2 separate regions of the Homo sapiens genome follow, and region 2 is linked to region 1. A link is an interaction called in ENCODE POLR2A ChIA-PET data of the cell type or tissue named here. Cell type or tissue: GM12878. All regions are shown on one strand. Each heading gives the region's core, and the rest is flanking DNA. Links, peaks and the distances in the headings are about the cores only. Region 1 has its middle 35 kb from the start of SWAP70. Region 2 overlaps SWAP70 (switching B cell complex subunit SWAP70).

Region 1 (2,930 bases), core at 267-2,766:
CGCATGTGTGTGAGTGATATATATATGTCGTTTATTTCATAAGGTGCCTGTAAGTGTTAAGAATCTTTTAGTTTTTATATGCGGAATCTTTTTTTTCCTACCCCCAACACTCTTGAATGGTAATTTGGCTGGGTGTAAATTTCTTCCATTTATAGGGCATTTTCTTCAATTCTGGGGGAAAAAACTCAGTAGTTTTCTCATCAAATATTGCTTTTTCCATCTAATTATCTTTCTCTGGAACACTTATTATTTTATAAATATTTGAATCTTGTAATCTGTTCTCCATGTTTTTAGTTGCTGTTTTTTGTTTATCTTGTGCTATATTCTGAATGAGTCCTCAGTTTTGTCTTCCAATTCCCTAATTTACTGTTTGAGTGTGTTCAATCTAGAGTTTCTCCCACTTATGACCTTTAAAATTTCAATTAGTGTATTTTTTTTATTTCAAGGATTTCCAGTTGGTTCTCTCTCATACTGTTTCATTTCTGCCTATTTTTGCTGAATAATTTCATTTTGAAATGAAAGTTATGCATTCATCTCTGAACATTTTTAAAATCCAAAGGAAATTTGAGAAAATTTCTGGTCTGATTGTTAATTTCAAAGGCTATCTTTCTGTTTTGTAATTATGGTTGAAAGGTCTTTTAGCGTGAGAAAGTATTCATTTTTGTTTGATTTCTCTCTCTCTTACTCTCCCCTCATTCCTTTCCAGGAGGGCTCCAGCTGGCCCTCTGGGCCTCAAACTAGAGTCAAAGCTTAGGATTATGATTTTTCTATCCCTAGATATTAGGGATGTGGCATATTAGGGATAACTAATATCCCTAGATATTAGTTATGGGTCCAGCAGACAGCTTGACAATTTCTGGTAATGAGGTGTTCTCTTTGCTCCTCATCTCTCTAGTCTCTAATAAAGTCTCAGTCCATAGGTTAACTGCTATTATCTTCATCTTCTTTTCACAAGCGATGGAGCTCACTTCAGCCTCTGGTATCAAGCTGGAAGCCTCCGTCTCCCACCTTGTGGGGAGTGCTTTAGCCCCCTACTCCCCTGCTAAACCCCCATCCAGCTGCTAGTGTCCAACTTCCAGACTTAGAGCCCCACAAGCTTGAGACTTCAGCCTAAGGAAATACTTAGCTTAACGTGTTTCCATTCTATTTCTGGTTCATGGAGATACATAAGATATATATATATCTTGGATTACATATCATGGAGATATATAAGAGTGCAACTGTGTCTTTTTGGAAAAAATCATTTTTATATTTTAAATATCATGCCTGGGTGTTTGAAGCAAAGGGGGTTTTGGAGACAAGCTCACTTCCTTGTGTTGACTTCAACCACCTCATACTTGGTTTCTGTCCCCTACCCCCCTACAGAAACCACCACGGTTAAGGTCACTGGTGATCTTTAGGATGCCAGATCCAATGGACGTTTCTTTGTCTTAATCTTACTTGGTGTATTGTCAGCTTTTGATATAACTGACCACACTGTTCTTAAAACGTCACTCTCTGCTTGACCGCACACTCTCCTGAAACTCATTCTCGTTGTCCTTTACAGCTCCTCCTCCTCTCCTTGAATTCCACATGTAGAAGTTCTGGCCAGCGCAGTGGCTCACACTTCTAATCCCAGCACCTCTAGAGGCCAAGGCGGGAGGATCACTTGAGGCCAGGAGTTCAAGAGCAGAATAGGCAACATAGTGAGGCCCTGTCTCTCCAAAAAGCTTTTAAAAATAAAAAATTAAAAAACTGAAAAACTAATATGGAAATTCTACACCTCTATCTATACCCTTCCCTTGACGAGATCCTCAATCCCATAGTTTTAAATACTGTTTATATTCTGATAACTCCCAAATTTTTATCTCCAGATTAAATATCCTATCTGAGTTCCAGACTCAGTCTACATACAAACTTCACAATTCCAGTTGCATGTTTAATAAATATCTTAAACTTAACATGTTCAAAATAAAACTCTTGATTTCTTCCTCCAAACTTCCTCCTCTTTCAGTCTTTCCCAACACATGGTAATATCATTTATAAATTGGGAGCCATTATTATTTTTTTTTGTGTTCAAGTCTTTTACTCTCCAAGTGTAATACAATTGTTCAGCTACAACAGGAATAATGACACAAAATGGTTCTGAAAAGTACAATAGGAATATATTGTTCACTGGTTTATTTTTCCAAATGAGCAACAGGCTATTTACAAATAAGCAGATCTCCAATGATGTATATTCAAATGCAAGTCTATCACTGTTTGAAATCTAAATGAAAAAAAAATTTATTCAGGCACATTTGATCTGAGACAACAAGCAAACTTTCTGGTATAATGACAGATTCACTTCACTTTTGTTTCCAAAAGACGTGAGCACCAAAATTGTCAAAGAACACTTAATATTTAGTAAAACGGAAGCAATGTAAAAGTTAAGGAGGGGAAAAAGCATTTTCAAAGGAAATCGTTGGAGATCGATTTACTGCAAATAAAACATACTAAACATACTCCTGATAGACATGAATAATAATAAGTAACAGGTACTCAAGAAATGGCAGACCTTGCTGAGTGCGGTGGCTCACGCCTCTAATCCCAGCACTTTGGGAGGCCGAGGTGGGTAGATCACCTGAGGTCAGGAGTTCAAGACCAGCCTGGCCAACATGGCAAAACCCTGTTTCTACTAAAAATACAAAAAATTAGCCAGACATGCTGGCGGGCACCTGTAATCCCAGCTACTTGGGAGGCTGAGGCAGGAGAATTGCTTGAACCCGGGAGGCAGAGGTTGCAGTAAGCCGAGATCGCACCATTGCACTCCAGCCTGGGAGACAGAGTGAAACTCCATCTCAAAAAAAAAAAAAAAACAATTGTTTTTGGCTTGGCATGGTGGCTCACACCTGTAGTCCCAGCATTTTGGGAGGCTGAGGAAGGCAGATCACGAAGTCAGGAGTTCGAGA
Region 2 (2,930 bases), core at 142-2,641, 78 kb after region 1:
GTGATCTGTATGCACTGGTGATCTGTATACACTGGTGATCTGTGTATACTTGGTGATCTGTATGCACTGGTGATCTGTATACACTGGTGATCTGTGTATACTTGGTGATCTGTATACACTGGTGATCTGTGTATACTTGGTGATCTGTATACACTGGTGATCTGTATACACTGGTGATCTGTGTATACTTGGTGATCTGTATACACTGGTGATCTGTATACACTGGTGATCTGTGTATACTTGGTGATCTGTATGCACTGGTGATCTGTATACACTGGTGATCTGTGTATACTTGGTGATCTGTATACACTGGTGATCTGTGTATACTTGGTGATCTGTATACACTGGTGATCTGTATACACTGGTGATCTGTGTATACTTGGTGATCTGTATACACTGGTGATCTGTATACACTGGTGATCTGTGTATACTTGGTGATCTGTATACACTGGTGATCTGTGTATACTTGGTGATCTGTATACACTGGTGATCTGTATACACTGGTGATCTGTGTATACTTGGTGATCTGTATACACTGGTGATCTGTGTATACTTGGTGATCTGTATACACTGGTGATCTGTATACACTGGTGATCTGTGTATACTTGGTGATCTGTATACACTGGTGATCTGTATACATTGATCAGCACTTGTTTTTTTTCCCCCCATTTTGTCTTTTTGTTTATTTTATAATATGATATATACAAAATAATATTTGTAGGATATATGAAAATTATAAAGCATAATAAAATGAACATCTGTGAACCTACCACTCATCTTGGGAAACACATCAGTAATGTTGCCTCAACCTCTTTGCTCTTCTCTTTTGTCATTTCCCTGCCTCCTCCCGAGAGGAAGCCACCATCCTGAATTTTATGTGCATTTTCCTCTCACATTAGAAAAAAGTTTTGTCATATATGTATATCTTAATGTATGATTAATTTTTACTCTGGAGACATAAAAATAGGATCATGCTGTATATGGTCTTTTCTGACTTGCATTTTTCACTGGACATTATATAATTCTTCGTGTTGTGTACCTTCATGTCATATCTTGGTGATTAGTTCAGATTAGCACATAAAGAACTCTTTTTTTTTCTTGTTACAGCTGTGTATATGGTCAGTACATCATATAATTTAATAATAAATACTTTGCAGCATTTTTTTCCTTTTTTTTCTTTATTTTTAGCTATCTCCTACAGGAAGGAAGCATTTTTTTTCTTTAGCAAGATTCTTTCACATATATTTCTTTATTCTTATTCTTAGAACCTTGAAAACCATTCGGTATAGTGTATGGTATATGAAATTCCGGAAACCCAAGATTGAATTTCTTTATTTTGTTTGACATTATACCTTGTGTGAAAACACTTGAATACTAATGCTTTATGCACTATTTTCTATGAAAACTATAGATTTTATACTTAAAAAAACTGGTAAAAATATATAATGTAAATTTATCCTCAACAGTTTTAAGGCTATAGTACAGTATTTTTAACTGTATGCACATTATTGTACAACAGAACTTTAGAACCTGTTTATCTTGCATAACTGAAACTCTACACCTTTTGAACAACACCTCTTTTCCTTTTCCCCCTGGCCCTGGCAATCACCATTCTACTATTTTTTTAAAGTGTGTTTGATTACTTTAGATACCTTCTATTATAAGTAGAATCATGCTGTATTTGTCTTTTTTGATTAGCTTATTTCACTTAACATAGTGTCCTCAGGGTTCTTCCCTATTGTCACCTATGAGAGCATTTCCTTCTTTTTTTAAGGCTGAATAATACTTCATTGTATGTATATAACACATTTTCTTTTTCTTTTCTTTTTTTTTTTTTTTTGAGACAGAGTCTCACCCTGTCGCTCAGGCTGGAGTGTAGTGGTGCGATCTTGGCTCACTGTAGCCTCCACCTCTGGGGTTCAAGTGACTCTCCTGCCTCAGCCTCCTTAGTAGCTGGGATTACAGGTGCCTGCCACCATGCCTGGCTAATTTTTGTATTTTTTGTAGAGACGCGGTATCACCATCTTGGCCAGGCTGGTCTTGAACTCCTGACTTCAAGTGATCCACCTGCGTTGGCCTCCCAAAGTGTTGGGATTACAGGCGTGAGCCACTGTGCCTGGCCCTTATTTTCTTTTAAAAAATTTAAAAAAAAATTTTTTTAAACTTTAATAGTTTTGGGGGAACAGGTGGTTTTTTTGTTATATAGATAAGCTATTTAGTGGTAACTTCTGAGATTTTGGTGCACCTGTCACCCAAGAAGTGTACCCTGCACCCAATGTATATCACATTTTCTTTATCCATTTATCCCTGGATGGACATTTAGGTTGCTTCCACATCTTGGCTATTGTGAATTATGCTGTAGTGGGTATAGGTGTGCAAATGTCTCATTAAGGTCCTGTTTGCAGGTCTTTTGGATATATATCCAGACGTGGGATTGCTAGATCATATGGTAGTTCTATTTTTAACTTTTTGAGGAACTTCCACACTGTTTTCCATAGCAGCTGCACCATTTTACAATCCCACCAACAGTGTGCAAGGGTTCGAATTTCTCCACATCCTAACAATAACACTTGTTATTTTCTGGTTTTTTTGATAGTGACCATTCTAACAGGTGTGAGGTGATATCACACTGTGTTTTGATTTGCATTTCCCCAATCATAAGTGATGTTGAGCATCTTCTCATATGCTTGTTGGCTGTTCGTATATATTATTTGGAGACATGTCGAATAATTCCTTTGCCCATTTTAAAATTCGCTTATTTGTTTTTCTGTTATTGAATTGTAGGAGTTCTTCATGTATTCTGTTCTAAACTCCTTGAACTGTTTTCCTACAGGCTATTTCTTAAAATTATGAAGCCCTTTGTGATTTGGTCTTATATTTGCTTTTCCAGCTGTATATCTAGCCATTTCCCCTCAGGAACCCTATGATTC

Evidence for each region. Peaks named below come from ENCODE experiments on the same cell type or tissue, not always from the same donor. Only the 100,000 strongest peaks of a DNase experiment are listed, where the experiment ranks them.
Region 2: POLR2A ChIA-PET joins it to region 1 with 6 read pairs; 4 of 35 experiments call an interaction of 5 or more read pairs at or near these places.

Annotation. Positions count from the first base shown.
Region 1 is chr11:9,627,846-9,630,775 of GRCh38, forward strand. No RefSeq gene overlaps it. Among named protein-coding and RNA genes, the nearest start is that of SWAP70, 35 kb to the right of the region's middle. In GM12878, for the core only: no CTCF peak of the experiment used is centred there; a DNase peak (open chromatin) is centred at 1,421; H3K27ac peaks cover 1,235 bases.
Region 2 is chr11:9,705,734-9,708,663 of GRCh38, forward strand. The region is part of intron 2 of SWAP70 (switching B cell complex subunit SWAP70); the gene reads left to right. Among named protein-coding and RNA genes, the nearest start is that of SWAP70, 43 kb to the left of the region's middle. In GM12878, for the core only: no CTCF peak of the experiment used is centred there; no DNase peak of the experiment used is centred there.